Linked DNA regions of Homo sapiens: region 1 is linked to region 2. A link is an interaction called in ENCODE POLR2A ChIA-PET data of the cell type or tissue named here. Cell type or tissue: OCI-LY7. All regions are shown on one strand. Links, peaks and the distances in the headings refer to the core of each region. The heading gives the core; the rest is flanking DNA.

Region 1 (5,384 bases), core at 54-5,053, 200 kb before region 2:
TTTTCAGCCACAGACTGATGGGTTATACAGCAATGGCAAACCAATGCAGCATTCTTCACTTCAACCCCACCAATAGCCCCCAACCCTCAGCCCTAGTTTTGCTCCATGGCAGGATGGAACAAATGCAGCACCAATATGGCTCACACCATTTCCCAATAAGATGAGTAAGTCCTTTGAGACTTGACAAAAAATAATAATTTTCAATCTATCTTAAAGTTCTTGGCACAGTGGCTCACACCCGTAATCCCACCACTTTGGGAATCCGAGGCGGGTGGATCACTTGAGGCCAGGAGTTCGAGACTAGCCTGGCCAACAGGGCGAGACCCTGTCTCTACTAAAAATACAAAAATTAGCTGGGCTTGGTGGCATATGCCTGTAGTCCCAGCTACTTGGGAAGCTGAGGCCCAAGAATCACTTGAGCCCGGGAGGTAGAGGTTGCAGTGAGCCAAGATCGGGCCACTGAACTCCAGCCAAAAAAAAAAAAAAGTTCTTTATGTGCAAGGTTTTAAACTTATACCAAATTATAAGATTATATGTGTGCAGAATGTCTATCTGATTCATATCTGTATTCCCCATAATGCTTAAGAGTGTACACCTTGTAGGCCGGGTGCTGTGGCTCACACCTGTAATCCCAGCACTTTGGGAGGCTGAGGTGGGTGGATCACCTGAGGTCGGAAGTTCATGACAGGCCTGGCCAACATGGTGAAACACCATCTCTACTAAAAATTAAAAAATTAGCCGGCTGTGGTGGCGGACGCCTGTAATTCCAGCTACTCCAGAGCCTGAGGCAGGCGAATCGCTTGAACCCGGGAGGCGGAGGTTGCAGTGAGTCGAGATTGCACCACTGCATTCCTGCCTGGGTGACAAGAGCAAAACTCCGTCTCAAAAAAAAAGAGTATACACCTTGTATACAGTTATAGTAGATACTCAAGAAATGCTTATCCAATGAATGAATGATTGTGAAAGCTACTAGCTGAGTTACCTCTGCCTTGTAAGGAAATGGTGCAAATTATGCAAAAATCTGACAATTCTAGATTGTGTTTGTCAGAACCTGAAAATACATAAATACATGATGAGAAATCACTCTTAAAAGAGCCATCAGCATCACTATATTACATTGAAGAGAAGAAAATTCATAAATAATGCCACATATTCATGAACACATACATCTGTGATGACTGATCCAGTTCTAAATATCACATGGTTTTAAAAATTCATTCTTCTCTCCACACAGCACAAATTTTAATTTTGAAAATTTTCAAACTTATAGAAGAATTACAGGAAGAATATAATGTGAACAAAAATATACCCTTCATCTGATTCACCAACTGTTAATATTTTGCCACATTTACTCTCTTTCTCTCTCTCTTTATTCAAGGAGATTTTAGAATGTAGGCATATGCTCCTAATATTGGAGAGAAAATATATTAATTTAAATAGAATAGGCTGGGCGCGGTGGGTCACACCTGTAGTCCCAGCACTTTGGGAGGCCGAGGCAGGCGGATCACCTGAGGTCAGGAGTTGAAGACCAACCTGGCTGGCATGGTGAAACCCCATCTCTACTAAAAATACAAAAAATTAGCCAGGCATGGTGGCACGCACCTGTAGTCCCAGCTATTCGGGAGGCTGAGGCAGGAGAATTGCTTGAACCCGGCAGGTGGAGGTTGCAGTGAGCCGAGATCACGCCATTGTACTCCAGCCTGAGTGACAGAGTGAGACTCCAACTCGAAAAATAAAAATAAAAAAAAAATAGAATATAGTATAGAAGAATACTATACTCTAAAGTAGTTTAATTAACAAACCACTATTGCTTTGACTTACTGTCACTGCATGACCCCGCTCCTCCTACACAGCACATTCATCCTCTTCCGGTACAGCCGGCTCAGCCTGGAGATTCAAGGTCTTCTGTCCTGGTGGCCCAGTTGCTTCCCTCTGCTCCTCAGCTCTCCCCACCCTCCCTCTACTCCCACCCCACTGTCTTCTGCTCCTCTCAGTCCTGCTAAGTGCAGTTTCTGTCTGCCTCTTACTTTCTTCTACACCGTAGGAGACACGGGCAACAACTTCCTGTTTCCACTGGCTAAACCAGCATCTTCCTTTTATTCAAAACTTTCCTTGAGTGCCATTTCCTGCCGGAAGTTCGCACAGATTAAATGAACAGGAGAGGCTCTCCTCCCAAAAGTAACAGAGAAAACAATCTCCCCTGTCTCATAGTGCTAACAACAAATTCATCAAATGAGGAAAAGAAAAGGAGGAAGTGGAAAGTTTTGAAACAGCCATATTCCAAGATGCCCATAAAAAAGAATGGCGTGTGTGACTGGAATGTTCCCAGTCTGGACCCTTAACCTCTCCTCCCACCTGCAGCTCAAACTCTTTGACTACTTCCTAGGATTAAGTCTGACCACTGACAAGAGAAGTTTAAGTGACCCTAGGCTAGTGGTTCTCAACTGGGTGATCTTGTGGGTCCCCTGCTCGAGGGAAATGTCGGGAGACATATTTGATTGTCACCGTGGGAGGTGGGTGGTGCTACTGATATCTAGTGAGAATGGGCCAGGGATACTGCTAAACAACCTACAATGCACAGCACAAACCCCCACCTGACCCGCAACACACATACACATGAATTATCCAGCCTGAAATGCCAGTAGTGCCCAGGCTGAGAAATCCTGCCCCAAGCTGATCTTTGGGACACACCATCAGGCTGTGTGTGAAGTTGATATAGTCCTGTTCCTTGGGGCCCTTTTCTGGGCCTTTTTCTTTTTTCTCTATAACTGAGTCACTGTCCCATTAGTCTGCTAGGAACCCCTGTCCCTCTAGAACTGGAAATTAACCTTTTTTTAAGTAAGTTTATTCTTCAAATAAAACTGCATCAGTCGCTCACCTTTCTCACTCCATCACCAGGACTAGATTCCCAGGCTCCTTGCTCTGTACTGGAAACACTAGTAGGAAGCATTATGTTTGTTACGAGAAAGGGGTCCCAAGAGAGGGTTCTTGGATCTCGCACAAGAAGAAATTTGAGGCAAATCCATAAAGTGAAAGAAAATTTATAAAGCAAATAAAGGAATAAAGAATGGCTACTCCATAGGCAGAGCAGTGGCATGGGTGCTCAGCTGCTTATACTTATTGTTACTTCTTGATTATTTGCTAAACAAGGGGTGGATTATTCATGAGATTTCTGGGAAAGGGGTGGGTGATTCCCAGAATTGAGGGTTCCTCCCCTTTTTAGACCATATAGGGTAACTTTCTGACATTGCCATGGCATTTGTAAATTGTCATGGTGCTGGTGGGAGTGTCTTTTAGCATGCTAATGCATTATAATGAGCAGTGAGGATGATCAGAAGTCACTCTCATCACCTTCTTGGTTTCGGTGGGATTTGGCTGGCTTCTTCACCACAGTCTGTTTTATCAGCAAGGTCTTTGTGACCTGTATCTTGTGCCAATTTCCTATCTCATCCTGTGACAGAATGCCTAACCTCCTGGGAATGCAGCCCAGTAGGTATCAGCCTCATTTTACCCAGCCCTTATTCAAGATGGAGTCACTCTGATTCAAATGCTTCTGACATGTTCATGTGTTTCATTGGCACAGGTGCCCCCTCTACAATTCACAGTCTCTAGGAAACATATCTGGGAAACTGGGGACAAGGCAGGGGTGCCCCAGAAGGTAGTGAAGTGGTGTTGTTGTCTGGCGTTGTTGTCCGAGGTTCATTGCCTCATGCCAAGGAAATCAAGGACATGGACACGTATGGAGTGAGGTTAAGAGCAGAGGCTTAATAGGCAAAAGAAAGAGAAAGGAGAACAGCTTCCTCTCCTGAGAGAGAGAGGGGCGCCCGAATGGGACTTCCAGCCTGTGGGGAGTGCATCGGATTTTATAGACAGGCTTGAGGAGGTGGTGTCTGATTTGCATAGGGCGCACAGATTGGCTGGACCAGTTGTGACGTTTACATAGTGCATGAAGAAGCTGGCCACCCTACCCTAATCTTATCATGCAAATGGGCTTACCACTTGGCCAGCCCCATGTTGTCTGCTCCCTATGGCACATGTGGTTGGAAAGGAAAAGGGAAGATGGAGCAGTCATTTTGAACATGCTTAGTCCCAGGTGGCCTTTCCCTATTGGCACAGCTGCCAGCATTCTACCCGCGCAAGCTTCTAGCCTGCCTTTCTACATCTGTAACTCGATTTTACAGGCTCCTCTTTGTTAGAAAAGAAAATGATTTGGAGGCTGCTTTTCATTAAAAGGAAAAGTTTACGGAGGACTTCCTTACTCTATCTGCCGAAATAATTTCTTCTTAACTCCTCTATCAGTAGAAGAATACCAGATGAAAGTGGCCCACCCCTGGCAAATATCACCTGGTGTTTAATCCTGCTCAGTCTTGGCGGAGTTGGAGTTTTCCCTCCTATCCTTAACCCACTACTTCTTGTGCATTTTGAAGGGTCCACAAAAAAAAAAAAAATACACACACACACACACACACACACACACACACACACACAGACACACAAAACTCAGCAACCTAGAAATAGAAGTCTATTAAAAAAAAAAAAAAAACTGGCGGGGCACAGTGGCTCACACCTGTAATCCTAGCACCCTGGGAGGCTGAGGCTGGCAGATCACCTGAGGTCAGGAATTTGAGGCCAGCCTGGCCAACATAGTGAAACCCTGTCTCTACTAAAAATACAAAAATTAGCCAGGTGTGGTGGCACACATCTGTAGTCTCAGCTACTTGGGAGGCTGAGGCAGGAGAATCACTTGAGCCCGGGAGGCCGAGGTTGCAGTGAGCCAAGATCGCACCACTGCATTCCAGCCTGGGTGACAGAGCAAGACTCATTAAAACAAGCAAACAAAGAAAACACTAATATCTTGTTTGCTGACTAAATGCCAAACATTGACCACCTCATCTCAGGAAAACAACAATCACTAGCTCTATTCAAAATTGTCCTGGAAATCTAGCCAGTGTAATAAGTCAAGATAGGGAAATAAAAGACGTAAAGATTGGTAAGAAAGAAGAAAAATTGATATTTGCGGAATACATGATTGTATATGTAGAAAATCTAGAGAGATCAACAAACAGAGTTAATGAGTGAATCTAGCAAGCACTCTAGACCAAAAAATGCTCATCTGTATACTAGCAACAGGTAGGAAATGAAATACAAAATCGATACCATATACAAAAGCAGCAAAATACGTCAAATATCTAGGAATGTTATATGCTACTGACTAGGATTTGGGGAGCTAATGGGCCATAGCTGAAAGTGCCAACAGAGTCACAAAACATTAAGGAATGTTAAGGTCCAAGATTTCAGAAAGGCAGAATGAGAGTTCCCAAACCCAGTGGAGCCAGAGGTCAGCGTTGAATTGGGGGCCTGTAAGATGAGCAAAAGTCCAAGAA
Region 2 (5,384 bases), core at 92-5,091:
GGCGGGAGAATCGCTTGAACCCGGGAGGCAAAGGTTACAGTGAACTGAGATGATGCCACTGCACTCCAGCCTGGGCTACAAAGCAAGAGTCTGTCTCAAAAAAAAAAAGTACAACTAATAAAAAATTAAAGGCCGGGCGCGGTGGCTCACGCCTGTAATCCCAGCACTTTGGGAGGCCGAGGTGGGTGGATCATGAGGTCAGGAGATCGAGACCATCCTGGCTAACAAGGTGAAACCCCGTCTCTACTAAAAATACAAAAAATTAGCCGGGCGCGGTGGCGGGCGCCTGTAGTCCCAGCTACTCGGGAGGCTGAGGCAGGAGAATGGCGTGAACCCGGGAAGCGGAGCTTGCAGTGAGCCGAGATTGCGCCACTGCAGTCCGCAGTCCGGCCTGGGCGACAGAGCGAGACTCCGTCTCAAAAAAAAAAAAAAAAAATTAAATACTTTCAACATCTTTCATCATCAGAACATACTAAATTCTTTTTTTTTTTTTTTCTGAAACAGAGTCTTGCTCTGTTACCCAGGCTGGAGTGCAGTGGCATGATCTCGGTTCACTGCAACCTCTGCCTCCTGGGTTCAAGTGATTCTCTTGCCTCAGCCTCCTGAGTAGATGGGATTATAGGCATGTGCCACCACGCCTGGCTAATTTTTGTATTTTTTTTTTTTTAGTAGAGATGGGGTTTTACCATGTTGGTCAGGCTGGTCTCGAACTCCTAACCTCAAGCAATCCACCCACCTCGGCCTCCCAAAGTGCTGGGATTACAGGCGTGAGCCACCATGCCTGGACAGAACATACTAAATTCTTAATGACTAATTAGGTTCAATCATCCCCACAAAGAAAAAGCATCACAGCATCACTATTCTAAATGTCTACAAAATATATTATAAAGTTATGTTCTATTTTCTTTTTTTTTTTTTTTTTTGAGACGGAGTTTCGCTCTTGTTGCCCAGGCTGGAGTGCAATGGTGTGATTTCGGCTCACCGCAACCTCTGCCTCCCGGGTTCAAGTGATTCTTCCACCTCAGCCTTCCCGAGTAGCTGGGATTACAGGCATGCGCCACCACGCCCGGCTAATTTTGTATTTTTAGTAGAGACAGGTTTCTCCATGTTGGTCAGGCTGGTCTCGAACACCTGACCTCAGGTCATCCACCCACCTTGGCCTCCCAAAATGCTGGGATTATAGGCGTGAGCCACCACTCCCAGCTAAGTTATGTTCTATTTTCAAAACTCCAGGAGCAGGAGTAGTTTTTTCATAAGTCGACATCTCCAGTGAGAAAAACATGGATGAAATAGTAAAATAATGTTTTTTAAATGGACAGAAATACCATTTGGGGTGAATAAACAGAATATTTAATGCTTAAGCACAGAAAATTTTTTCTACCCATTCTCTACTTAATATGAGTACAAATCAACACAAGGGACAAACCTTGCTGGCAGCATCATGAAGTTTCTCCTCAGTACTTTCCAAAGCTGATGTGATATATTCTTCTTTAACAAGTTGTAATTTAGTTTCTTGCAAATGTTTTTGAGTGGTTTCAAGTTCTTGTGTTTTATTTTGCAGGTCAGATTTACACTGGTCAAGTTCATTTTTATTATCCATAAACAACTCTGTAACCTAAATATAAGAATTTAAAAAACGCTGAGCTGGCTGGTAGGATATCTAGCTAGTTCATAAGATTAGAAAAATGAAACAAATTATTTCCATGCAAAAGTTGTAAGAAGTTACCCGGTAGGTTAACACAAATATGTCATCCTGTTTCTTTCTGTAATCTTACTCAACACTTTGAGATTAAATAATAGGTCTGGTGTAGTACTATTAATTCTTCAGTTTCCTTCAACATTGTCAATGGATTTGAATATAACAGTGTTAATGTGGCCTGGCAAGGTGGTTCACACCTGTAACCCCAGCACTCTGGGAGGCCAAGGCAGGAGATCACTTGAGCCCCATAGTTTGAGACCAGCCTGGGCAACATAGCGAGACTGACTCCATCTCTACAAAAAAATAAAATAATTAGCCGGGCATGGTAGTGCATGCCTGAAGTCCAGCTACTCAGGAGGCTGAGGCAGGAGAGTTGCTTGAGACCAGAAGTTTGAGGCTGCAGTAAGATATGATTACACCACTGCACTGTAGCCTGGGCATCAAGCAAGACCCTGTCTCTAAAAAATAATTAAAAATAAATAAATAAAGGTATTAATATGAGGGTGGCCCTGAAAGGTCAGGCCTCTTGCCTACCCTAGTTATATTACTTTTATTTAACATCCAGTCTCTCCCAATATCTGTATTCCTTCATCTGATAAACATGTTAACAAAACTGCTTCAGCATTCACTATTTTGTAGTTTCAATAACAAAATCAAACAATTCAGTTAATTTCTTGTAATGTTTTATTAATATAAGCTGTCAGCTTTTTTGATGTGATTAATGATAGTAAAAAATCATGATATAACTTACTTTCAGTATAAGGGTCAGCAAAATAAAATCTTTTTTTTTTTTCCAAAAAAATCTGAAGGAGCTGGGTGCAGTGGCTCACGCCTGTCATCCCAGCATTTTGGGAGGCTGAGATGGGCAGATCATGAGGTCAGGAGTTCAAGACCAGCCTGGCCAGCATGGTGAAACCCTGTCTCTACTAAAAATACAAAAAAAATTAGCCAGGCATGGTGGTGCACACCTGTAATCCCAGCTACTCGGGAGGCTGAGGCAGGAGAATCGCTTGACCCTGGGAGGCAGAGGTTACAGTGAGCCGAGATCACGCTATTGCACTCCAGCCTGGGTGACAGAGCGAGACTCCGTCTAAAAAAAAAAAATCTTGAAGGAAAAAATATTAGATCTTTCATTCTAAAATTTTCTTTCAATATTTGCTTTTCACATAACAGTAAATATCATTTTAAGTGCTTACCCTATTCAGCTCCTCCTCAACAGCACCAATTTTTTCAATCAATTCTACAATCTGCTCTTCTTGAACAGTTAATTTTCCACTCATGACTCTAAAATAAAGTTTAATATGAGTTTAACAGTTAATATTTTTTTCTAACTCCTATAAAATGTATTCTAACACAATTGTGACAGCTACACAAACTCATTTCCAACATTTATCACCATCACTTGATACCCAAGTGTCACTTGATACCTGTGTCAATAAGCAATAAATACAAATTACAAAGAACAAATTATATTCCTTGTCTTTGTTTTATAAATGAAATATTTTTCCCTTGCCCTCAATTCTGAAACTAAGAATCCCTACCTATGAGGGGAAAAGCATGTGTGTTCCAGATTTGAGAAGCTAGAAAGCTAACAGAGGACGGACTATAACTCAAAGTAGAGAGAGGAGGGAATGCAACCTAAGTGTCTATAATCAGGGATACAGAATATAAATATGCCCCACAGAATGCTGGAAAAATGTGGGACTTGAAGGCATCAGGTATCTTAGAAGGAAGGGGTAAGATTAGGGGTTAAAAACTGAGACTTAAAGTATGTATACAGAGCAATTACACCCCCTGCTGCTGCAACACGCACAAACACCACTCTCACCCCACCGCATAACCCTCATGAGAACAAAGGATTACTCTCTAGAGCAGAGTTTCTCAGCCTCAGCACTAGTGGATCAAATAATTCTTCATTGTGGGGATGTCCTGTACATTTTAGGATGTTCAGTACCATCCAAGTCATGATGATAAAAAATGTCACTGGACTCTGCCAAATGTCCTCTGGGGGACAAAACCACCCACCACCACCAGTCCCCCAACACCACTTCCATTGACAGCCACTAGTCTATAGGAATTGCAGCAGAATTTCCAGGTTCACTTTCACTAGACATCATGGACTGTAGAAGGTTTAGGGACTAGAAATGAGCATTTAAGTGTAAATCTACATACAAAATGATGGAATCCTCAGCCCCCTATACCCACTCTAATCAAAAAATAGCAGCAGCTAGAAAAATCTCCAAGCAAACTGGGCAAATCTTCTCAGAAAAGACTGAGGGCTAGAACAAAAGAAAAAAAATCCAACAAAGAATGATATCTGATGGAAGCCCAGACTTAAGACTGAGATCACCACTTTTTCATCTATAGTGAACTTACAGGTCCATAATCCTCACCCATGTACAAAGCTTCTAATCCATCTTAATTGCCAGCCAAAAATCACTAGACATTTGAAGAAAATAAATACAAATGACAGATATCACAACAGGGAAAAAAAAGATCCCAAAGGAAAGAAAAACATAAAAGAAAACTTTAATAACATTAATAATGTTTCTGAGATAAGGAATAGATCTATAAAATAAAAGGATGCTATATTTTTCAAAAGGAGAGACAGGGATGGCAGAAAAGAGTTTTTAGAAACTAAAAATTTCTAAATTCAACAAAAATATCAGAAGATGAAGTCAAAGTCAAAAGAAGTCATAAAAAGTAAAATAGAGAATGCTTTTCTCAAGCGCAAAGCTCACAGGTCTTCCAAACCCACTTTAATGGGTCTCTGATTTCTTGAGTATTAGTCAGTTTCAGAAATGAATGCCTGTATTTGCTCATCTAATTCTTTGATAACAACCAACAATTTTCTATTTCACATTATGCTTAAATGACAAAGATTCTTCCGTGAATACAAATTCCCTTAACGTATTAGCTAGAGATATTGTTGACTAAAGGAAAAGCTAGAAAAGAGCTGTAAGAGAAGAGTTAATTCTAATAGTCTTTTGATGAAATATATTAGCTTTTTATTAAAAATGGATCTTCTACAGCCAGGCGCGGTGGCTCACGCCTGTAATCCTAGCACTTTGGGAGGCCGAGGCGGGAAGATCACGAAGTCAGCAGATCAAGACCATCCTGGCTAACATGGTGAAACCCTGTCTCTACTAAAATACAAAAACAAAATTAGCAGGGCGTGGTGGCGGGCACCTGTAGTCCCAGCTACTCAGGAGGCTGAGGCGAGAGAATGGCGTGAACCCAGGAGGCGGAGCTTGCAGTGAGCCAAGATGGCGCCACTGCACTCCAGCCTGGGTGACAGAGTGAGACTCTGTCTCAAAAATAAAAATAAAAATAAAATAAAATAAATAGAAATAGATCTTTTATGTAAAACGGGATTATTTGAAATGCTTTTTTATAGTGAATGCCAAGGGGTAATACAACATTGTTACTGTATGGATGAGATGATTTTGATATGGTTTTAAAATGTCTATTAAGCTTGGCTTAAATAAAGCATTATCCTGTTTTAAATGTTGGCTGTAGTTTTTGTGATTCTTCTCTGACTGACACTGTACTAATTCCAAAAGCGTTTTCAGACAAAACTATCTCAGATTATGCCTCATGTGTATTAGAGAACAAACACCTAGGTTTTTTACAAGGGTTTTTAGTTTTAGGTTTTACATTTAAGTTTTTAATCCATCTTGAGTTG

What was found. Peaks named below come from ENCODE experiments on the same cell type or tissue, not always from the same donor. Only the 100,000 strongest peaks of a DNase experiment are listed, where the experiment ranks them.
Region 1: POLR2A ChIA-PET joins it to region 2 with 6 read pairs; 3 of 35 experiments call an interaction of 5 or more read pairs at or near these places.

Annotation. Positions count from the first base shown.
Region 1 is chr10:92,827,795-92,833,178 of GRCh38, reverse strand. It overlaps a transcript of EXOC6 not described here. Among named protein-coding and RNA genes, the nearest start is that of EXOC6, 18 kb to the left of the region's middle. In OCI-LY7, for the core only: no CTCF peak of the experiment used is centred there; a DNase peak (open chromatin) is centred at 2,088.
Region 2 is chr10:92,626,407-92,631,790 of GRCh38, reverse strand. KIF11 (kinesin family member 11) reads right to left here. Exons shown (of 22, transcript NM_004523.4): 11 at 2,896-2,983; 12 at 1,427-1,615. Among named protein-coding and RNA genes, the nearest start is that of KIF11, 36 kb to the right of the region's middle. In OCI-LY7, for the core only: CTCF peaks have their summits at 3,247 and 3,447; no DNase peak of the experiment used is centred there.